Regions from separate parts of the Homo sapiens genome. Here region 2 is linked to region 1. A link is a loop called in an ENCODE intact Hi-C map of the cell type or tissue named here. Cell type or tissue: CD14-positive monocyte. All regions are shown on one strand. Each heading gives the region's core, and the rest is flanking DNA. Links, peaks and the distances in the headings are about the cores only. Region 1 has its middle 9.9 kb from the start of LINC01485. Region 2 holds the start of LINC01484 (long intergenic non-protein coding RNA 1484).

Region 1 (8,452 bases), core at 1,026-3,525:
CCCTCGCCCAGCCCTGGCAACCACCATTCTACTTTCTGTCTCTTTGAGTTTGACTACTTATATAAGTGGAATCATACAACATTTGTCTTTTTGTGACTGACTTATCGTAGTACCCTCAATTGTCTTTTTGTGACTGACTTATCATAGTACCCGAGATTGCACTACACTTAGCGTAGTGCCCTCAATTTTCATCCACATTGCAGCACGTTATCAGAATTTTCTTCCTTTTTAAGGCTAAATAATATTCCATCGTATGGATATACCACATGTTGTTTATCGACTCATCTGTCAATAGACACTTGGGTTGCTTCCTCCTTCTGGCTATTGTGAAGAGTGTTGCTATGATCATTTGTGTACAAGTATCTGTTTGAGTCCTTTCTTTCAATTATTTTGGATATACAGTCAATCCTTGGTATCCATAGTTTCTGCATTCGTGGATTCAACCAACTGTGGATGTAAAATATTCAGGAAAAAAGTGTGTCTGTACTGAACATGAGCAGACACTTTTCCTTGTGATTATTCCCTAAACAATATAACAACTATTTATACAGAACTTATATTTATTAGGTATTATAACTAATCTAGAGATGATCTAAAGTATACAGGAGAGGTTGGGCATGGTGGCTCACACCTGTAATCCCAGCACTTTGGGATGCCTAGGCGGGCAGATCACCTGAGGTCAGGAGTTCCAGACCAGCAACATGACAAAACCTCATCTCTACTAAAAATACAAAAAAAAAAAAAAAAAAAAATTAGCTTGGCACGGTAGCATGTTCCTGTAATCCCAGCTACTCGGGAGGCTGAGGAACGAGAATTGCTTGAACCTGGGAGGCGAAGGTTGCAGTGAGCCGACATTGCACCACTGCACTCCAGCCTGGGTCACAGAGCAAGACTCCATCTTAAAAAAAAAAAATAGTAAAAAGAGTATACCGGAGAATGTGCCTAGGTTATAAGCAAATACCAAACCATTTTATATCAGGACTTGAGCATCCTTGAATTTTGGTATCTGAAAGAGAGTCTAGAACCAATATCCTACAGATCAATACCAAGGGATGACTATATACTGAAGTCTGGATTTTATTTATTTATTTATTTTGAGACAGGATCTCACTCTGTCACCCAGGCTGCAGTGCAGTGGTGTGATCTTGGCTAACTGCAGCTTCAACCCCCTGGGGCCCAAGTGATCCTGCCACCTCAGCCTCCCAAGTTGCTGGGACTATAGACACATGCCAACATGCTTGGCTAATATTTAATTTTTTGTGGAGATGGGGTCTCCCTATGTTACCCTGGCTGGTCTCAAACTCCTAGGCTCAAGCAATACTCCCTCCTAGCCCTCCCAAAGTGCTGGGATGACAGGTGTGAGCCACTGCACCTGGCCAAGTCTGGATTCTTAATCTGTCCACTATTAACACAACGATAGCCAAGGGAGGGGTGGTCCCACCTAAATAGAGCACCTCTGGCAGGAAACACAGACACCGAACAGGTAACTCCAGGAATTCTGAGTGCTATCCACAAAAATGAAGGTGTAGAGTCACCACAGACAGGAATGCCTACTGTGTGACTTGAAGGAGAAGAGAATGATGAAGAAGATCCAAACACTGCCCGCAAAATTCTCCCAGAGTATTAAATGGTAGCCAACCTCACTAATCAAAGGGACTTACAAGTTTAGATGGGAAGGTCTTATGATCTTAATGTGCCTGGGGCAGATGGAGTAAATATTTTAGATCTAGAATAGTAAAATAATGATGATGATAATGATGATAACTATCCTTTACTGAGAGTTTATCCTGAGCTGGATACAGTGTTAAAAGCTTAAGACGCATTATCCTGTTGAACCCTTACAATGACCTTGCAATGTAAGAACCGTTATTATCCTCCTTTTACAGATGGAGAAACTGAGACTGAGGGAGGTGAGCTCCTTCATTCAAGGCGTGCCGCTGGCATCAGAGTTGGGGTTGAGCCAGCTCTGCTGACCCTCAGGCCAATGCCCTTGGAAACCACCACCCTGCCCACCCTTGGCCCCTGCCCACAGACCCCTGCGCCAGTGTCTCCCATGGCAAGCTGAGTGAATGAGGCTTAGGTCCAAGGGGCAGCATGGGCCACGCCCCATTCCCCAACAGGGCAGAGCCTTTGCCATGCACAGCCACAGTGGATTTCAACACTCTGATTTCCTCATCTTCCTTTCCCAACGTGTGACCTGCTGATCCAACATGTGACCAGGCAGGGGCAAATGGGCTGAGATATGAGAAGGGGACAGGCCTCACCTCTTTCCTGGACTCCCACACTCACCTCCCCACAGCTCCCGTGGATTCCAGTGTCTTCCCTGGCAATCTCTGCTCCACAGCAGCTCGAGGGAGCTTGTATTTTATTTTATTTTTATTTTTATTTTTTTGAGACAGAGTCTCACTCTCTCTCTCAGGCTGGAGTGCAGTGGCGCGATCTCAGCTCACTGCAAGCTCCGCCTCCCGGGTTCAAGCGATTCTCCTGCCTCAGCCTCCCGAGTAGCTAGGATTACAGGCATGAGCCACCATACCCTGCTAATTTTTTAAATTTTAGTAGAGATGGGGTTTTGCCATGTTGGCCAGCCTGCTCTCGAACTCCTGGCCTCAAGTGATCCGCCTGCCTTGGCCTCCCAAAGTGCTGGGATTACAGGCGTGAGCCACCATGCCTGGCCTGAAGGAGCTTTTAAAAGTGTCAGTTTGATTATGTCACCCCGCAGCTACATTTTTTTGTAATTTGTCTGCTGCTTAGAATAAGAGTCACACTCCCTGCTCTGGCCTCGAGGCCCCACATGCAACTGCCTCCCCCCAACCTAGCTCTCCTGCCTGACCTCTCTCCACTCTGCTCCAATGTCCCTTCCCAATGAGGCCTTCCACAGCCATCTCAGGTGCATTCACTCACTCTCCATCTCCACCCAGTTACTCTCTAGCACATAACCTTTTTTTAAAAAAAGTCATTTTTTTAGCTGGGCACGGTGGCTCATGCCTGTAATCCCAGCACTTTGGGAGGCTGAGGCGGGTGGATCACAAGTTCAGGAGTTCGAGCCCAGCCTGGACAACATGGTGAAACCCCCATCTCTACTAAAAATACAAAATTAGCCAGGCATGGTGGCGGGCACCTGTAGTCCCAGCTACTCGGGAGGCTGAGGCAGAAGAATTGCTTGAACCCAGGAGGCAGAGGTTGCAGTGAGCCGAGATCATGCCACTGCACTCCAGCTTAAGCAACAAAGGGAGAACCCATCTCAAAAAAAAAAAAGTCATTTTTTTGGTGGTAAAGCATACATATATAAAATGTATCTTTTTAGCCACTTTTAAGTATATGCTTCAGTGGCAGTAAGTTCATTCCCATTGTTGTGTGACCATCACCACCATTTGTCTCCAGTCGTTTTATTCATGCCAAAGAGAAACTCTATACTCATTGAACAATAATTCTCCGGCCCCTGGTAACTTCTACTCTACTTTCTATCTCTGTGAATTTGACTACTCTGGGAATCTCATATAAGTGGAATTACACGGTTTGTGTCCTTTTGTCACTGGCTTATTTCCCTTAGCATAGTATCCTCAAAGTCCATGCATGTTGTAGCATGTGTCAGAATTTCCTTTCTTATTAAAGGTGAATGTAGATACCCACATTTTGTGCATCCATTCATCTGCTGATGAACAGGAAGGTTGTTTCCAACTTTGGGCTGTTGTGAATAGTGCTGTACGCAGCTGTGAACAAGTGTCGGGTGTTGCACAAGCTTTTGTATTGTGTCTCTAACACACCACTGCTTGAAATGATTTTGCTCATTGCTTTGTTTGCTGACTTGTTTTCTGTCTCCCTCCGGTCATCTCCTTGGATACAGGAGCCTTGCCTGTTTGGCATTCGATTGTCATCACAGGCCCATAACGGTGTCCTGCTTATGCTAGGTGCTCAACAAATATTTCCTTTTTTTTAATCGAGACAGAATCTCACTCTGTTGCCCAGGCTGGAATGCAGTGGTGCGATCTCGGCTCATTGCAACCTCTGTCTCTTGGGTTCAAGTGATTCTCCTGCCGTAGCCTCCTGAATAGCTGGGACTACAGGTGTGCACCACCATGCCCGGCTAAGTTTTGTATTTTTTGTAGCACTGGCATTTTGCCATGTTGACCAGGCTGGTCTTGAACTCCTGACCTCAGGTGATCCGTCCAGCTCGGCCTCCCAAAGTGCTGGGATTATAGGCATGAGCCACTGCACCCGGCCTCAATAAACATTTTTGAATGAAGGATGAATAACACTGCAGATGGCCCAGCCTGTTGGGCACAGGCCTAATCACCACTTCTAAGTGAGTACGTGTCTGAAACACTAAAATGCTCACAGGCATTCACAGGCAGCATTTTAAAAATTTCATTTATTTGTCAAATTTAATATAACATTTCCAAGAGTAACATGTACCCTGTGGTCCATGGAAACGAAAGGTGTGTGTGCAATCAACAAAACCACAGGGACTGAGAGAGCAAGGTTAAATGTAGGAATCCAAGGAGTATTCCACCGATCCGCCAGAGCGTGTCTGTGCTGCTTAAGTCAGATAAGGCGAAGGTTTGGAATGTCCTGAGACAAGGGAGTGGTATTCGCCTCCCTCATAAAAACTCACCACCATGTTTTGGGCACATGTTCTTTGCCAGTGTCTGATTATCTGGGACTGCTGTGAATAGGAAGATCGTTTCAGGGGAGAAAGCAGCCCCTTAAGCACCAATGAAACAACAGCATCATCATGCCCAAAACTCTTTCCTCAGCATAGCAGTGTCAGAAATAGCAGCCAGGACTCCTGCATTCAGCCTGCTTTGCCACCCTTGGTTGGGACTGGATGGGTGTTGCTTGTCCTTTTTGCTATTCATGGCTTCTTGCTTTTTCTGAGCCAACCAAGGTCCAATCTCCCGTATATCCTTTTCCTCGCATGTGTGTATGTGAAAGTGTGTGAGACAGAGTGCCTGTGTGTATGTATGAGTGTGTGAGTATGTGTGAGACTGTGAAGGGATGTGGGGTGGAAGGGTGTATAGAAGTGTATATATGGGCTGGGCGCGGTGGCTGACGCCTGTAATCCCAGCACTTTGGGAGGCTGAGGTGGGTGGATTATCTGAGGTCGGAAGTACGAGACCAGCCTGACCAACATGGAGAAACCCCGTCTCTACTAAAAATACAAAAAAATTAGCTGGACGTGGTGGCACATGCCTGTAATCCCAGCTACTTGGTGGGCTGAGGCGGGAGAATCGCTTGAACAGGGGAGGCGAGGTTGTGGTGAGCCAAGATCATGCCTTTGCACTCCAGCCTGGGCAAGAAGAGTGAAACTCTGTCTCAAAAATAAATAATTAGTTAATTAATTAATTAATTAAAAAATAAGTGTATATATGTACATGTGTGTGGATGTGTGTGTGTGTGTGTGTGTGTGTTTTAACTGCAGTGACATTGGATAAGTCACTTAAACTCTTTGAGCCTCTTTTTTGTTGTTCATAAAAACAGACAAATGAAAAAAGCTCCTCCCTGCCCGGGGATGTGTGAACTCAGTGGGTAACATCTGTGGGCATTCCACATGGTGCTGGGCACATGGCAAGTGTTAATAAATGATACCTGTCACTTTCAGACTCTCTATCACGCAATCTCCTGACCAAGAATCTAGCTGTCAGTCACCTCTTAAGCTACATAAACTACACTCTGCTTTTATTCAGCTGGGGGTAGAGTGCAAAGAGGGGATATTTGTTGAAGGAATGGAAGAGACAGTTTTCTATGCTGACAGCATATCAGAGTGGCACATTTTCTCACTTCACTTTGTGTTTTATGTCCATTTTCTCACTGGATCCTCACTTCAGCCCTGTGTAGTTGCTTTAGTGATAACCAGTTTACAGATGGGAAGCTTGAGGCTCAGAGAACAACAGATCACACATCCAGCAAGTAGCAGAGCAGGCATTTGACTCCAGACCTGGGCACTTCAAAGCCACCGTTCCCTCTACTCTCCAACACTGAAGGATGGCTCTGGAGTCAGCCAAAATGCCTGCTGGGGAGGTTGTGTGCCAGGCAGGGGACACAGGATAACCAAAGGCCAGGAGAAGAGAGAAATAATATGTATGTGATTCTGGAGCCCAAGGAGAATGTGAGGAGAGAAAGGGTGAGGCTTGAATTTAGGGTGAGGTTGAATTTTGCAGAGCCTTGAAGTCTGCATTGAGACGTTTAGGATTTATTTCAACAGAGAACCTAGACCAGATTTGAGTTTAAGCAAAGTGATTTTGACACATCCAATAAAAATGATCATAGAGCTACCCCCAAGGAAGAATCCTGGAGAAATAGCAGTGGCCTGGGCTGGGGCAGCTCTCGGAGAAGCTGGCTGGGAAAGCCACCACCCGCCAGGATCCTGCTGGAGCCTCATGCTGACCACCCGGCTCTAGGGCCCAGTTGCTCCCTCTCCATCTCTCACTGCTCGGAGCAAATGGATCTTGTGCTGCAGGCAATAACTTCAGGAACCCACTCAAATGTCAGTGGGGGATCTATGTTCCATGGCCACAGGGGCCTTCTGGAAAAGAGAGGTTTCCAGAAGCAGTGGGTACTGTGGCCAGTAGGAACACCCTAGCTGATTGCCATGATGACCAGTGGGGTGTTGCCTTTCCTTTCTGTGCTCCTATACTCCCTCTTCCTTCCTCCAGTACAAACTAGCCCCATGCTACTAGAAGGTACTCAATGACAGGCTGCCTCCTCTGGCTTTGAGTAAAAGCCTGAACTTGAGTTATTATGCTGCAGGGGAGGGAGAGAGCCAAGTGCCTTTGAGTGCAGTGAGACAGAGGGAGACTGACCAGGACTGGGTGGGGGTGGAAACTTCAGTGACCAATGGAAATGGCTGAGTGGCACATTTAATTCAGGGAGGCTAGACCCTGGCACAGCAGTACAATAGATGCCTACCTATAGGGGCCCCCACAGAAGGGATGAGGAGAAGATCAGCAGTAGCCAAGTCTGCAAGGTTGGACTGAAGACTGATTTCAGGTGGGAGCTTCACAGATGGTGCATTGCCCTGAAGAAGAGGGGTCCTGGGCCAGGCGCGGGTGGCTCACGCCTGTAATCCCACCACTTTGGGAGGCTCAGGAGGGGGATCACTTGAGCTCAGGAGTTCATGACCAGCTTGGCCGACATGGCGAAACCCTGTCTCTACTAAAAAATACAAAAATTAGCTGGGTGTGGTGGCACACACCTGTAGTCCCAAGCTACTCCACTTTGGATTTTATGTCCACTTTGTCACTGGATCCTCACAAGAGGCAACAGAATCCCTTGAACCTGGGAGGCAGAGGTTGCAGTGACCTGAGATGGCACCACTGCACCCAGCCTGGGTGGCAGAGTGAGACTCTGTCTCAAAAAAATATAAAATAAGAGAGGTCCCCCCCATCTCATCTCACAACTGAGATCAATTTTTCAGCTACCTCAGCAAGAACGTGGAGTCGGGGTCAGATTTAATTAGACCTCAAGGAAATAAAATAATGTAACATTTCTTATGCAGTCAAGTTTATGGAGTAGGATGCATATCCCAGGATCTTAATTAATAGGACACAGACATCGTCATAACAGTGAGGTCTTTATCAGGGACTATCTGGTTGCTAGAAATGACCTTTTACTAAGAAAAGTTTACATAAATGGGAACTAGCCATCAAGATTCAAAGCAATCTCACAACTGAGGCTGCAGAAAGTGGGCGGGGCTTCCAGAGAGCTAAAGTGTCCTCCCCATGTCTCGCTGGGGCTCCTGGGGTGCTGCCCTGCTTCTCTCCAATCACATGCTCCATCACTGTCTCTGCAGATCCACATTGTCTGTAGGTTTTTTCTTCTTCCTTTTCCAGAAGTTCAGCCCACCTGGGATTTTAATGTACAGGGCTCAGATCTGGTCCAGCCCTCAGCCACCTCTGGGGGAGGCAGGAAAGTCAAGTGATAAAGACCCAGGTCATATTCTGTCTATGGAACTTTGTTACTGCAGGTGCCAGTGGAGTAGCATTGCAGCCAAATTGCAGCAATGCAGACAAACTACATCCACATCCCTCCTTTCCCCACCGATCTATCCCGTGTGTCCATGTTGCTGAGAAGAGGCCCGTGCTGAAAACGTCAACCAACAGATGCTAACGGTAGATATAGGCTCAAAAGATCTCAGGGAATGTCCTTCCCAATATATAAAACCCATGTTCACTTCACGCCTTAAATTCTTTATCTGCTGTGTCAGTTCCAAGAAATGTTTTGTTTCAGAGTTAGTAGAACTTATTTGGAATTTCCTATTGGAATTTCAGTCCATGGTATATAGTATTTACATAAACAAAATAATATAGGTTCCTCTAGAGATACCTTACAATTATTTTTAGTATATACTATATATACTAAAAATGGAAATATTTAGCTTCTGGTATATTTTTAGTATATATAATATGTACTATACTCAACTATACTAAATATGTACATTAATATATACTAAGCT
Region 2 (15,912 bases), core at 13,398-15,897, 65 kb after region 1:
GACACAGACTTCAAACCCAGACAGACTTGATTTCAAGTCTCAGCTCTACCATGCACTGGCCATGAGGACTTGAAAATACCACTGAGCATCTCTGGGTCTCTGTCTTCTCATCTGTAAAATAGGGACAGTATCAACCACCTCATAGGCTCCTTGTCAGACATAAAATGAGAGGATGTATAGAAAGTACCTGATATAGGAAATGTGCAGTCAATAAGAGCTGTCATTAAGTGTGACTGTCACCATGGCATGACTTCCCCCAGTGACATTTCTGGCAGAATTCCTAGATGGTTCTGCTGTGGCGGGGAGGCCTGAGAAAGCACTGACCCCTTCTACCCATTTTTTCAAATGAGGAAACTGAGGTCCAGAGAGGTGATTTAGAAGGGAACTAGGAAAATTAAAAGCTGGAAACGTCATGGAAAGTCTGTTCTTGAGCTGTTTCAGGGCAGTCCTGCTGACTCAAGGGGCTAGGGAGGGACGGAGAGTGGAGTCAAATTTTTGAGACTTATTTACAAGACCAGGGCCCACAGCCTGGACCGCAGTGATGTCAGTGCCACAGCCAACTGCACCACCTGCTCCACCAGAGGATCGGGGGCAGAACCAGCCAGGGGGTGGTGGTCCCTTCTTCAAGGCTGTGGGTTGACTGGCTGGTCACCGCAAGGTGCCCTTAGGTCAGGTTTCTTGCATAAAATGGGGATAACGTCTCCCCCTCAGACTCATTGTAAAGACAAATGCTACATGGGATGAAAGGGTTGCTAACCTCATCTGTGTTCTGGGCTGGGCTGAGTGTTTCTCACACGGTCACTCATTTGGTTCCCCGGTCCCCCCCAGGAGGGAGGAACCTTCACTTCCCCTTATTGCACAGATATAGAAACTGAGGCTTGGAAGGTGTAACCCACTCAAGGTCACACAACTACTAAGTGGAAGGAAGAATGGGGTCTTGGCCTCTGCCTGTCAGGATGCAGATGTCTGTGATGCTGTTCTGGACATGCCCAGTGGGTCCTCCGTGAGTGGCCTCCACAACCAGCAGAGAGTCATAGAGCAAGGCAGGTAGAACAGCTAGCTCTGCTCCCCCGAGATGGAAAGGAAGGCCACCTCAAGGCAGCTTCTAGGACCTAGACTGTTTCAGTGACAGTAGATCATGCTCTCTAACACCTCTGCATGGGATGGGAGGGCTGGGGGAATGGAAGGGCAGGTTTCGTGCCTCCTGTGCTAGCTTGCTCCAGCTGCCACGACAAAATACCACAGTCTGGGATGCTTAAACCACAGACATCTATTGCCTCCTAGTTCCGGAGACTAGAAACCCAAGATCAAGATGTCAGCAGGGTTGGTTTCTCTTGAGGCCTCTCTCCTTGGTGTGCCGATGCCATCTTCATTCACTTGGTCTTCCCTCTGTGTGTGTCTGTGTCCTAATTTCCTCTTCTTGTAAGGACACCATTCATACCAGAGGAGGGCACACCCTAATGGCTCCATTTAACTTCTTACCCTCTTTCTTTCTGCCTGGGTGCCGTGGCTCGTGCCTGTAATCCCAGCACTTTGGGACACCAAGGTGGGTGGATTACTTGAGGCCAGGAGTTCAAGACAAGCCTGGCCAACATGGTGAAACCCCATTTCTACTAAAAATTACAAAAAAAAAAAAAAAATAGCTGGGTGTGGTGGTGCCCACCTGTAATCCCAGCTACTCAGGAGGCTGAGCATGAGAATCACTTGAACCTGGAAGGCAGAGGTTGCAGTGAGCTGAGATGGTGCCACTGCACTCCAGACTGAGTGACAGAGCGAGACTTTGTCTAAAAAAAAAAAAAATGCTCTCTGTAAATGTGGTCACATTTTGAGGTACTAGGGGTAGGACATCAACATATGAATTTGAGGCCAGGGGGACCCAGTTCAGCCATGACACCTCCCTTTACTGTGAGGGGTCAACGTGCCTTTCTGGGTCCACCCACTGTGGCCTATGGAATCTTTCACAGCCTCTCAGCAGCACAGTCCTCGGAGCCACAGCCTGGCCTCCTTGGGTCTCCGGCCAGAGAAGGCTCTGCTCAAGTGTCATCTCCTCAAAGAGGCCTTCACTGACCATCCTGTCTAAACAAGAGCTCCCCTCCCCTAGCCACACAAATTCTCTTCACAGCCTCTATCATCGCCTGGACTTGGGTGTGTTATTTGCTGGCTTACATATTATCCCTCTCCCTACTAAAATGTTAGCTCCCTGAAGACAGAAATTTTATTTTGTCCTAGCTGTACTCCCAGCATTGAAAAAGTCACCGGAGCCATGGGTTGGAGGGAAGGGGCGGGAAGCGGGGAGGGCTGAATAGGTGGATCACAGGGAATAGTGGCATCATGCATATCACGATGCCTTTGTGCAAAGCCATAGAATGTACAACACAAAAAGGGAACCGTAATGTAAACTAGAGGCTTTAGTTAATAAAAATGTATCAGTATTGGCTCATCAGTTGTAACAAATATAGCACACCCATGCAAGATGTTAATAACAGGTGGTAACGGGATTGGGGGGCTTTGGAAGTAGATGAGAACTCTGTATTTTCCACTCATTTTTCTATAAACCTCAAACTGCTAAAAAAAAAAATGAAGTCTACTAATTTCTTCTTTTTTTTTTTTTTGAGATGGAGTCTTGCTCTGTCACCCAGGCTGGAGTGCAGTGGCACAATCTCTGCTCACTGCAAGCTCCACCTCCCGGGTTCATGCCATTCTCCTGCCTCAGCCTCCCGAGTAGCTGGGACTACAGGCGCCCGCCATCATGCCCAGCTAATTTTTGTATTTTTAGTAGAGACAGGGTTTCACCGTGTTAGCCAGGATGGTCTCGATCTCCTGACCTGGTGATCCGCCCGCCTCAGCCTCCCAAAGTGCTGGGATTACAGGCGTGAGCCACCGTGCCCGGCCGAAGTCTACTAATTTCTTAAACAGCACGTAGTACATAGTAGGTACACAGTAAATATTTGCTGATGACTGAAGGATTCAAATCATCAGCCTCAATTTATGGAGGTTTATGCCATGCCCCACATGGTACTGCAAAAAACCCAAGTGAGGTACAAGGCATAGACCCTCCAAAGAGTGACAGAACTCACAGGAAAAAAACACAAGGTCAATGGCAATTAGGTCAATGATAATTAAAACACAAGGTCAGTGGTAAACACAATGTGAGTGGTGATTAATTCATTCTGAGGCTCCTGTAAATTGCCTGCAGGGAGGCTGTGCTACTGGCCACCTGCAGACAGTACCCCAGCCCCCACCTGAGGCTGTGGGAATGCCTTGTAGTCAACAAAGCGAGAGTGACCCCCAACCACTGAGGATTGCCTGGGTAGGGTATTCCATGGCGTGAGCCACATGACTTCTCAGAGGTCCCCAGCAGGCTGGAGCCCAGCTAGCCTTGGCAATTACCTGTCCATCACACACCATCCCATGGTTTTACTCTGTTCCCTGTGTCACTTCCCTAGTCTCTCACCAAGATGCCTGGGGTCACCTTCCAAATAAAAACCTTGCCCCAAATCATTGTCTCAGTGTCTGCTTCCTGAGGGACCTAAACTAAAACACTACCCACTGTAAAAGGCGGTACAGAGAAGGCTCTCCATAAGGGGTAATCACTGTTATCATGTTACTAATAGCAACAGTAATAACGAGCATCATAATGATGAAATAACTGAGACCCCAAGAGGGAGGGTCTCTTGCCCTAGTTCACTTCAGAAGGTAGATGGCATAGGGGTTTCTAATCTAGTCTGTCTGACTTCAACATCTGTGAGATCCCACACACCCACACACCTATGCACTCTGAGTTGAAATGCCTGCTGCAGATTCCCAGGGCTCCCAAGGAGCTGCTCTTGGGGGTTAGATGATAAGGATGGCTGGAGTAATCCCAGAGAGCTTCCTGGAGGAGTTGGCATGGAGTCTCAAGAGAAGAACACAGATTCTGGAGTCAGGCTCAGATTTGTGATTGGGTTCTATGTCCCTGAGCAAGTCACTTTAACTACTTGGAGCCTCAGTAATCCCATTGGAAATGGGAATAATGGGGCCCAGCTCACACAATTGTTATGAAGAGTAAATGTATTGGTGAAGAGAACAGGTTTTAGACTGAGAGAGCTCTGAGTTGGGATCCCGGTACTGTCACTGACAAGCTTAGAAAAGTCTTTTTTTTTTTTTTTTTTTTTTGAGATGGACTCTCACTCTCTCGCCCAGGCTGGAGCACAGCGGCACGATCTCGGCTCACTACAAGCTCTGCCTCCTGGGTTCACACCATTCTCCTGCCTCAGCCTCCCAAGAAGCTGGGACTACAGGCGCCCGCCACCACGCTGGGCTAATTTTTTGTATTTTTAGTAGAGACAAGGTTTCACCATGTTGACCAGGATGGTCTCAATCTCCTGACCTGGTGATCCGCCTGCCTCGGCCTCCCAAAGTGCTGGGATTACAGGCATTAGCCACCGCACCCCGCCTAGAAAATACTCTTAATCACTCTAAGCCAAAGTTCTTTCATTTGTAAAATGGAAATAATATTAGTTCCTACCAGTAGAATTATAGTGAGAATTAAATAAGATAGCACATGTAAATCCCTTAACATGGTGTATGAAATACAGTCAATGCTCACTAAATGTTTGGTACTTTTCATCAAGATGTTAGCGGCAATGGAGTAAATTGTACAAACTATTTTGGATATAATGTGGCACATCAAATTAAAACTGAACACACCTATGGCCCAGTGATTCCACTTTTAGGGGTTTATCCTATGGATATATCAAGATACATGTGTGAGAATGCTGACTGGAATACTGTTTGTAACAGCAAAACACTGGAAACAACTCAACTGCCTCAGTAGTGAGGGAACTGGTTACATCAATGGCAGCAATACCCACAAAGAAATGCCACGTAGTTGTCAAAGGAGAAATGCAGATTCATGAGTGGGATGTACAGAAAGATGTCCAAGGTATACTGATAAGTAAAAAGGCAAGTGATAAAAGAGGTGTATATATTAACCTGTCTCTTTAAAACTTTTTTTTTGAGACAAGCTCTCACTCTGTCACCCAGGCTGGAGTGCAGTAGCTCAGTCACAGTTCACTGCAACCTCCTCCTCCCAGGCTCAAGTCATCCTCCCAAGCAGCTGGGACTACAGGTGTCTACCACCACACTTTACTAGTTTTTTGTATTTTTAGTAGAGATAGGGTTTCACCATGTTGCTGAGGCGGGTCTCAAACTCCTGGGCTCAAAGAGATCCTGTAATCCCACAGTGCTGGGATTACAGGGGTGAGCCACTGAGCCTGGCCTTGTCTTTTTGTTGTCGTTGTTTGGTTTTGTTTTTTAAAGGCATACACATGTGCTTAGAAGTATTCTAAAAATATTCTCAAGGAAGTGTGAACCCAAAGTATCTGAGACAGTCTTAATCAGTTTAGAAAGTTTACTTTGCCAAGGTTAAGGACGCACCCATGACATAGCCTCAGGAGGTCCTGAGGCCAAAAATTGTTTGGCCCCAAGGTAGTTGAGATACAGCTTGCTTTTATATGTTTTAGGAAGACATGAAACATCAATCAATATGTGTAAGATGTACATTGGTTTGGTCCAGAAAGGTGGAGGGGGTGGTTTCCAGGTCATAGGTAGACAAGAGACAAATAGTCGCATTCTTTTGAGTCTTTAATCAGCCTTTCACTGAATACACAATTTACATGCGGTGGTGGGGGGCGGGGGCGTAGAAGAATAGTCACTTATGCCTTAGTCTGGCTCAGTGAATCAGCATTTTTACATAAACAATAGGGCAGAGGAAGCAATCGGATAGGCATTTGCTTCAGGTGAGCAGAGGGATGACTTTCTGTCCCACATCTGTGAAGATCAGCTGTTGGTTTACATTGCCAGGGTGAAATTCAACAGAACTAATTTAGGGTGAAGATCTTGAGGCCCACAAGGAATTTCCTTGTGGGAAAATTGTGAGGAAGGTAAGTAGCTTTTAAAAATCTTTGTAGCTATCTTCTTCAGGAAGGAAATGGGTGGTGGGTTTGCCCAACATGGTTTCCAGCTTGACTTTTCCCTTTGGCCTAGTGATTTTGGGGTCCCAAGATTTATTTCCCTTTCACAAAATGATTAACAGTGATTATTCTAGAGCAGTGGTTTTGCAGGGGCGATTTTTGCCTCCTACGGGACATTTGGCAATGTCTGGAGTCATTTTCTTGGTTGTCACGGGGCGGGGAGGGGGGTGCCACTGGCATTGAGTGGCTAGAGGCCAGGAATGCTTCTAAACATTCTACAGTGCACAGGTCAGCCCACGACAAAAAAAAGAAAAAAGTTTGGCCCAAGATGTCAATAGTGCTGAGGCTGAGGAATCGCTGAGAGGTTTAAGAGGTTGAGCGCTCTCAAATGTGGGGAAGAAGACTTATTTTTCATATAATGCTTCTCTGATGCTTGCATTACATTAATAGCAACAGCTACAAAATCTGCCCACTCTTAGCTATGAGCTAATGCGTGTAAGATGCCAGCATATAGTAGGTGCTCACAAGGTGTTCCTTTCTTGCTGCGCTCTGGCTTTCACATCTGCAGAAATGGGTGTGCCAACACCTGCTCTGGGGGTGGCTGCAAGGCTCATTTTAGGCTACAGTTCAGGCCCTGACCACCTGGCTCTGGGTGCAGCTGTTAAAAGCGTCACCAACCTGCCCGGGGGCAGCTTCCCATATCCCTTCCTCTGCCACTGGTTATTCTGCTGAAGTTCAAGGGCCCCCAGCTGCTTCTCAAAGCAGGAACACTTCTGCAAAACACATCCTGAATTTGAATAGCCATGTTGCTGTGTCTCTGACAGACAGGGCTGCCAGATAAAATTCAGGACATCCAGTTAAATGTCTCATGCAATATTTGGTATATACTTATACTAAAGAATTATTCATTATCTGGAATTCAAATTAAATTGAATCCATATGTATATAGCTGTTGTTGTTGCTGTTTTAATCTGGCAGCTCTACTGTCCAAGCAAGGTAGAGATGAACTGTGTGCTCTTTTCCAAGGAGCTAATCTCATCAGATAGAGATTTTGCTTTTGTTCCATCAAAAGTCTTGCTCACTTACCAAGGGAGCTTGGATCCTGCTGGGAGACTAAGATGGTCACTGCCTCTGACAATTTCGTAAAAATCTCAGGCTCCTGGGGCTTATTCAGGCAAGTTGGGAGGGACGTTTCTGAAACACGTTTGGCCCGGTCATTACGGAGGAGGAGGGATTGAGAGCAGAAAGCAGAAGCGAATGGAATTCAGGCCTCAGGATGCCTCCCCGGCATAGGCCCCATCAGAAGCCCTATTGTATGTTTGTAAGTTCAGAGGCTCCTTCTTAAAGAGGCGCTACACACTGTATGAGCCCCAGGGTCCACCAAGTCTGGGGTCTGGTCCTGGCTGAGAGGGCAGTGCACTGAAGCTGTTTATCCAGTACCTGCTACGTGCCCAGCCATGAGCACACTCCTGGGCCAGCATCCTGGGCTAGGGCTCACTGTGGGTATTCTACAAAGGGGGAAACCAAGGCTCGGAGTGGTGGAGTAACTCCCCCAATGCCACCCAGCTGGGAAGTGGCAGAAAAAAAAAAAAAAAGGATTTGAACCTGGGTTGAGTTTCCTCTTTGCTGGGAACAGCACCTCAGGGCCCTGGTTCCTTGGGGCCGGTTGAAAGGAGAGAGTTGCCTCCCTGAGGGTCTCTGCTGGGTGTAAGCACTGCAGGAAGGGGCTGTCTCCTTAGGGGAAGTTAGGGCCCTAGCCAGGGCCAGAGCAGGAGTAGGTTCTGGGAGGACAACTGAAAGTTTCAGAATTATGCTCAACATCTAAAAATATCAAGCACCGATTTCATGGCAGGCAAAGTTGCTAAGAGACTTCACAAGCATCATCTCATTTAACCTCCCGGCAACCTTGTGACAGTTTGATCATGTGCTGCGTTTTGCAGATGAGAGAACTGAGGCCCAAAGAAATGCTGCATGTACCCAAAAGCACCCGGTGGGTAAGGAGAACAAGGATTTGAAGCCAGGCCTTCTGAGAGAGGGGAGGCAGGAGAGAGGCAGCACTGGACTCCCACGCGGGGCAGTTCGGGGACTGTTGGATTAGTCTCCTGTTACTGCTGTAAAAGATTACTATAAGCTTAGTGGCTGAAAACAACACAAATTTATTACCTTCCAGTTCTGAAGGTCAGAAGTCCAAAATAGGTCTCACTGGGCTAAAACCAGTGTGTCAGCAGGATTGCATTCCTCCTGGAGGCTTTAGGGGAGAAGCCATAGCTTTGTTTTTCCCAGTTTCTAGAAGCCACCTATATACCCTGGTTCACGACCCTTCCCTCCACTCCAAAGCCAGCAGCATAACATCTTCCAGACTCTCTCTGACTCACTTTCGGCCTCCCGTCTCCATTTTTTAAGGACCCTAGCGATTACCCTGGGCTCAGCCAAATAATGCAGAATAATCTCTCCATCATGAGATCCTTGACTTCATATCTTAAAGTCTCTTTTGCTATGTAAGGCAACATAGTCACAGATTGTGTGGATTGGGACATGGATGGCTTTGGAGGGGCCATTGTTCTGGCTATCACAGTGCTGCCTTGGCCTTCGTTGGGCTTTGCCTCTGTTCTGGGAGTGAGGGGTGAAGTCATAGAGCTGGAGGAGGGGGTAGGAATGGGGCTGGGCTGGTGGTTGAAGAGCGGCAGTGAAACAATGATCCTTGATGTGGGACCACGGGCATGGGGGTCACAGGATGGCCTCCCTGAGACGTCTCCAGCCAAGAATCTGAGGAGAACACTCTGGGCACTGCCATATTCCAAGGGGCATGGAACCATGCCAGGGGCCACATGGCTGGGCTCAGCACCTCTCAGAACTGTCGCCCAGGTCTGCATCATTGGGTGGGACTAGGGAGGGACTCAGACAGAAGGACATGTGGAGTGGCCCAGCGGTTCACAGCCAGTTATGCTAGAATAGTATAACCCTTTCACCCAGAAGTTCTATTCCTATGAGTTTATCCTGCAAATAGATCTACCCCTGCATGAAGTGATATATGCAAACTTAATTACAAGATTATTTATAAATTAGAAATAACCTAACTGTCCATCAGTAGGGGACTATCCTGGTGGTACAATCATAGAGTGGAGTTCTACGTTGTCATCAAGAAGGCTCTTTACATATCACCATGAAAAAAATCTCAGAGAAAAATACGGATCAGGATACTATGTTGAGCATGCTACAATTAGTGCAAAACTGGACAAAAGGAAGAATGTATTATATATAAAATTTATATTTGCATAAAACATCACTGCAAGATGACGCATGAAACTGAAAGCATTGGCTGCCTTGAGGGAGGAGGAGGAGTGTGTGCCTGAGAGACAGGGTGGAAGGGAGGTTTGTCATGATTGACTCGTTTCACTTTTCAAATGTGGAACAATATGAGTATGTTCCCTACTAATAAATGAATGGTTAAAGTGTTTTAAAGAATCCTTTGAAATCATATGTTCAAAGAAATACTCAATTGTCTAAGTTGGAAGAAACTGTGAGCCAAGCTACCCCTGAGTGATGGTCTTGAGCATGAGTTCTGCCCGTGACCCTCTTTAAGAGCCAGGGAATTTTTCCTTTTTTTAATTTTTTTTATTTTTTTTGAGACATGGTCTTGCTCTGTTGCCCAATGGAGCAAGCTCTGTTGCAGTGGAGTGGTGCAATCACAGCTCACTGCATCCTTGACCTCCTGGGCTCAAGCCATCCTCCCACCTCAGCTTCCTGAGTAGTTGGGACCACAGGCACGGGGCACCACACCTGGCTAATTAAGGGCCAGGGAATCTTGTTGCCCAACATAGTCACTTCCCTCCCACCATTCCCCACTCCTACACCCAGGGCCAGACAGCTGAGCATGTGGCGGTGCCCCGGTTCACCTTGTTAGTATTCCTCCAGACTTTGGCACACAATGATCCATCTATCTGGGGTACCCTCCCACCTGCTTCTTGCACTGCTTTCAGCAATGGCCATGCTCTCCTTGTCTGCCTGAGCACGCAGCTGAATTGCATCTTCTAGGCTCCCTTGCAGTTAGGTGTGGTCAAAAGTTAGGGCTTTTAGGAGGTCACTGAGGTTAAATAAGGTCATAAGGGTGGGGCTTTAATGCAGTACAAGTTGTGGCTTTATAAGAAGAGGAAGATCTCCCTCTCCCTCTCCCTCTCCCCTTCTCCCTCCCCCTCCTCCTCCTCCTCCCCTTCCTCCTCCTCCTCCCCCTCTCCCCCTCTCCCCCTGTCCCCCTATCCCCCTGTCCCCCTGTCCCCCTGTCCCCCTGTCCCCCTGTCTCCCTGTCTCCCTCTCCCTCCCTCTCTCTCAGCATTATTTTTATTTTCATTACCATCATCATGTTTATTGGCTTAGTATATATTTTTTGGCCACCCAACATCCCTCCTGTTCCTTCCCTTTCCCCAGGAGAAGCTGATCCAGGTATCCATTCTCTCTTCCTCCATGCTGCCCTGGGCCCTGGGGAAGCTGATTTTTCCACCTTAGCTCAAGCAGTGCCTTCGGTTAGTCAAGGGTCCTTCCCACCCCTGCAGCAGTGATTGGGTCTGTCTCCTTGTTGCCTCTTCCTGGTTCCTCCTCATTCCCTGACTCTGCAGGTCGCAGAGTCTGGCAGTGCTCAGTCTCTGACCTCTTTGCTTCTGTAGCTGTATTCTCTCCCCAGGCCGTCACTGCCAGATCCTTCGATTTAAATCCCATCCTTATCAGAGGTTCTCAACTCTGGCTGTACGATGGAACCACTTGGTGAGCTTGTAAAATTCTCAGTGCCCCACTGCACCCCACCGGTTCTATCAGACTCTGAGGACTCAAGCATCCACAGTTTTGAAAGCTCCCCCGTGAATCCACAGAAGCCAGGCTTGGGAAGTGCCGCTGGAGGCAGGGGCAGAAGACCTGGAGGTCAGGAGGACCTCGGTTTGGGTAGCGGCAGTGGATGTGTGAGCAGCCGTGCTTTCTGGGTATGTTTGAAGGTAGGGTGAGCATGGTCTTCTAAAGAATCAGATGTCAGGTGTTAAAGCAACAGAGGAACCGAGGATAACACTAAGGTTTTGGCCTGAGGAACTGGACAGAGGACACCACAGGAAGAGCAGGCTTGGGGAGGGGTCAGAAATCAGATTGAGGTTCAGTTAATTTGGAGACGATTATGATGATGATTTGACATCCAAATGGAGACCCTAAGTTGGAAGCCGACATCAAAATATGGACATCAAGGGAGAGTCACGAGTCGAGAGTCAGAGATAAGGATTTGGGAGTCCTCGGCACACAGACCCACGCCTCTCAACCTCATCTGCACATAGACTCTCCTGTGTCTTTTAAAAATCCTGATTCCCAGGCCCTATCCCTGACTGATGACATCAGAACCTCTGTGGGTGGGCCCCGGGCATCTGTATTTTCTAAAAGCTCTCCAGGTGATTCCACTGCGCAGCCAAGATTAAACACCTCTGTTTTAAAGCCTAAATGAGATTGGGACATTTCTCCATTCAAAATCCTCCATGGGCCTCCTATCTAAGTCGAAGTAGAGGCCGGGTGTGGTGGTTCACACCTGTAATCCCAGCACTTTGGGGGGCCAAGACGGACAGGTCACCTGAGGTCAGGAGTTTGAGACCAGCCTGGCCAACATGGTGAAACCCTGTCTCTACTAAAAATACAAAAATTAGCCGGGCAGGTAGCAGGCACCTGTAATCCCAGCTACTCAGGATGCTGAGGCACGAGAATCACTTGAACCTGGGAGGTGGAGGTTGCAGTGAGCTGAGACGGTGCTACTGCACTCCAGCCGGGGCGACAAGAGCAAAACTCCGTCTCAAAAAACAAAACAACTACAATAAACAAAGTAGAAGCCAGAATCCTCACCACAGACCTCAAGGGCCATAGCTCCTGCCCCCACTTACTCCCTGACCCGGCCTCAAGGGCCATAGCTCCTGCCCCCACTTACCTCCCTGACCCCTCTCCTACAGTATCCCCCTCCCTCATTCTGCTTTAGTCATCTGGCTTCCTTGTTGTTTGTGAAACATACCAAGCATACTTCTGCCTCAGGGCCTTTGCACTGCTGTTGCCACTGCCTGGAATGCCCTTCCCCTCGATGCCCTCATGACTGACTCCCTCACCTCCCTCGGTCTCTGCTTAGACCACTCTAGTTAACATGGCTACTTCCCCAACGTGCACTCGCCTTCTCCCTTCCCTGCTGTATTTTTCTCCCTAGCACTGATCACATCTAACAGTATTGCATATTTTACTCATTTGTTTTTTGTCTGTATCCTCCTGCTAGTTCTAATATGTCAATTTTTAGAACTTTCTTCTATTTTGTTCATAGCTATGCTGCCTATAGCAGGTACTTAATAAATATTTGTTGAAAGGAGAAATATGTTAACCCAGTCCTTGCCAATAAGAACCACAAGGGCTGACTTAGGAATGGGCACGAGACCCAATTTAGGCAACGGAGATGCAAGGGAGGCTGACTGGAGACTTCTAGGAAAGCCTGGAAGAGACGGTGTGTAGATGTGTAGCTGCAATGCCACAACCACTGCTGCCTTGTGGGGTGAGGGATTCGGGTCGGGGTCAGTGCTGGCGGCACCCCAGCAGGGTGGAACTGAAGGAGAGGGGACACCAGACTCGGCCAGTCCCCAGCTTACCACTTCTTTGTTGTTTATGCCAATCAGAGACTTTTTGCTTTTGTTTCTGTTTGTTTTCATTTTTAAGATTGTCTGGGAGGTGGTTGTAGCATTTTTTTTTTTTGAGACAGAGTCTTGCTCTGTCACCAAGATGGAGTGCAGTGGCGCAATCTCGGCTCACTGAACCTCCGCCTCCTGGGTTCAAGTGATTCTCCTGCCTCAGCCTCCCAAGTAGCTGGGACTACAGGCGCATGCAGCTAATGTGTGTGTGTGTGTGTTTGTGTTTTGTAGTTTTAGTAGAGACGGAATTTCACCAGGTTGGCCAGGATGGTCTCGATCTCTTGACCTCGTGATCCGCCCACCTCGGCCTCCCAAAGTGCTGGGATTACAGGCGTGAGCCAGCATGCCCGGCCAGTCATAGCCCTTTTAAACAAATTAAAACTCTCCAAGTATGACCTGACTTTTTCTCCGGACACAAAAAGGATTCCTTTCTGAGGGCAGCACTCCCTTTAGGGCTGCAGCTCTGGAAGCCAAAGCATCAAGGAGTGAGTCCCAGTTTTGCCATCAACTTGCAAGTCTGCTTCCCAAGGGAGGCCTCAGTTTCCCCGTTCTTGAAGGAGAAAAGCCTGAATGTCTCCTCCCAACTGGGAGAGTCTATGATGATCCCTGATGTTTTGGGATTCTGTTCCTTATTTCAGCTTCACACTGCTCACAGAGTAGGCAACAGGACCATGCTTGCCAAATGAACTATCTGACCAAGAAAACCAAATCAAAGTGGTCCCACCCTTCTCTCCAGCACACCATGACGGGATGTAGCTATAGCTCAGCGTAGGGTGGCAATGCAGGAGCAGTAAAGGGAGGTGTTGGAGGGGTCTCAACTGAAGAAGACACTGGATGGCCTGAGAGGGAGGTTGAAGGTGGCATCGCTTTTCATGTGAGTTCATTGCTCACTTAACAAGCACCTACCAGGTGCCCGCTGTGGTGGGCCAGCACCCTCAGCAGGTGCTGGAGCCATGGGCTCTGATGTTAGTGTTGAGTCCTTATGGAGTGCCAGCACTTTCTATGCATTGTCTCACTCCCTCTTCACAATATCCCCATGGGGTAGCTACCGATATAGTCTGTTTGGTACTAAGGAAATTGGGGCCCAGAGAGGGTAAGAAAAGTGCTCTGTCTACTGAGTGAGAAAGTGTCACAGCTGAGATTTGAACCCAGGTCATCAACTCCTGACTCCCGAGCCATGCTCTTAACTACTTCCCAATGGCTCCTGCTACAGGAATTTGACCCTGTCCATTCACTGGACATAGGCATGCCCAGTTTCTGGACATCGACTCTGGCCCTGTGCTGGCAACTGAGGGTACAGCCAAAAATTGGACCCTCCAGAGCCCATGGAGGGGCTCCAAGGTCTCAGCACAAGACCCAGCTGTCGAGATGCACGTGAGAAAACCCATAGCCTATTGGCCTGGTACCACACACAGAGGCCTGTTCCCACTTAGGTTCAGAGAGTTTGGCCCACTCATCCATCCATCCGTCCATCCATCCATCCATCCACTTACTTATTCATAGCTCACTCATTCACTTAACAAACATTCACTCAACCCCTGTGGCCCACTCTGTACTAGGCTCTGTGCTAAGACTTGGGGATAAACCTAACTAAGAGAGACCGGGTCATTGACTCACAACTGAGGGTATAAAGGAGAGTCAGGCAGTAAACACAGAAGAAGATGAGATGGTTCAGGGTGGGGTGAGTGCTGGGAGGTCAATAAAATCAGGCGGAGAAGTAGAGAGTGACTGAAGAGAGACCAGGAATGAGAGAGGCAATTTAGGTGGGGTGGTTAAAGGAGGTCCCTAAGGAGATGACTTACAATGTGGCCAGAATGAGGAGAAAGGGCCAGCCCAGGGGAGAAGCGAGCACAAAGCCTGCACGGTTCAGAAGAATTGGAGTGTGCTAGGAGGTGATAGAAGGCCTCTTTGGACTGGGAGCAAGTGGCCTCTGTGATGCTGGGGTGTGGTCAGGTCCAGACCTGCACACCCTGTATCTACAACTGATGCTCACTCCAGCAGCCAGTGCCTGGCTCCTTCCGCAGGGGCCTCTCTTGGAAACATTCCAGCTCATAGCCGTGACTGTGGTTGAGGCCCTTCCTTCTCCAGGGTGGGGCTGGCAGGTGTCACCAGTCTCTGCCGTCATGGGTCAAGGAGTGGGGCCTTCCTGAAAGGGCGTCAGCCGTGACTGACCTTAGCTTGGCCTCTACATTCTTCAGACCGTGGGTTTCTTCCCCCAGCCCCAGGGGTGGGGGCTTTCTGAAGCCTTCTGTGCTGCAGCAGAGAGAGGCTAAGAGACTGGCCTGAGGTCGCTCAGCAGGTCCGGGGGACAGATGGGTCTAGAATTCCTCCTTTTTTGTCTCCAGTTTCTTTCCATGATCCTCCATCCTAGGTGGTCTCTCTCTAGGCAGAATATAGCCTTCCTTATTCCTGAACGTTTAACCCAGCCTGGGCTTGAATAAAGCAATATGTGGGGAAAAGGGCACAGTTTCCTTGGACCTGTGCTTTTCTTATATCAGTGTTTAATGTTCCCTATAATCATCCATTTGTCCATTTATTTGTTTCCAGCAGTCATATATTCATTCAACTCAAGAATCACAAAACATCCACGCTGTGAATTACCAGGAAGAACAAGTAGAGGCCTTATCTTTCATGATCTCACAGCCTAGCCAAGGGCTCAGGGTACATCAAGGATTGCCGGTGCAGGGTGTGGGGGCAGGGCGGAGGGCAGTGGGAACAGTTACAATAGTTACCATGCAATGACTGGATTGCATCAAAAGCAAAAGCAAATTATGTTGGAGTACAGATGACAAAGTAACCAGCTGCTCGGGTAGTCAGGGAAGGCTTCACAGAGGAAGGGACATTTGAGCTGGGTCTTGGAGAATCAATAGGAGTTTGCTAAACAAATCATTCAGGATATTGATATTCTGGGTAGAGGGACCTGCATGGGCAAAAGCACAGCCAAATGCTGGAAAGGAAACAGGATGGAACCCGGCTAAAGAAGGTAACAGCTGGGCTGGGCGCGGTGGCTCACGCCTGTAATCCCAACACTTTGGGAGGCCGAGGCGGGCGGATCATGAGGTCAGGAGATCGAGACCACGGTGAAACCCCGTCTCTACTAAAAATACAAAAAATTAGCTGGGCGCAGTGGCGGGCGCCTGTAGTCCCAGCTACTCGGGAGGCTGAGGCAGGAGAATGGCGTGAACCCGGAAGGCGGAGCTTGCAGTGAGCGGAGATCGCACCACAGCACTCCCACCTGGGCGACAGAACGAGACTCCGTCTCAAAAAAAAAAAAAAAA

The links. Peaks named below come from ENCODE experiments on the same cell type or tissue, not always from the same donor. Only the 100,000 strongest peaks of a DNase experiment are listed, where the experiment ranks them.
Region 2: a loop joins it to region 1, with 1.9 times the contacts of the local background. A loop is called at or near these places in 3 of 110 quality-filtered maps.

The regions. Positions count from the first base shown.
Region 1 is chr5:173,796,581-173,805,032 of GRCh38, reverse strand. No RefSeq gene overlaps it. Among named protein-coding and RNA genes, the nearest start is that of LINC01485, 9.9 kb to the right of the region's middle. RefSeq lists an enhancer at 1,993-2,287. In CD14-positive monocyte, for the core only: no CTCF peak of the experiment used is centred there; a DNase peak (open chromatin) is centred at 2,172; H3K4me3 peaks cover 537 bases; H3K27ac peaks cover 1,797 bases.
Region 2 is chr5:173,736,032-173,751,943 of GRCh38, reverse strand. It overlaps LINC01484 (long intergenic non-protein coding RNA 1484), which reads left to right and starts at 5,735. Exons shown (of 3, transcript NR_108027.1): 1 at 5,735-5,924. RefSeq lists enhancers at 7,613-7,782, 7,913-7,962, 14,649-14,808. In CD14-positive monocyte, for the core only: no CTCF peak of the experiment used is centred there; a DNase peak (open chromatin) is centred at 14,753.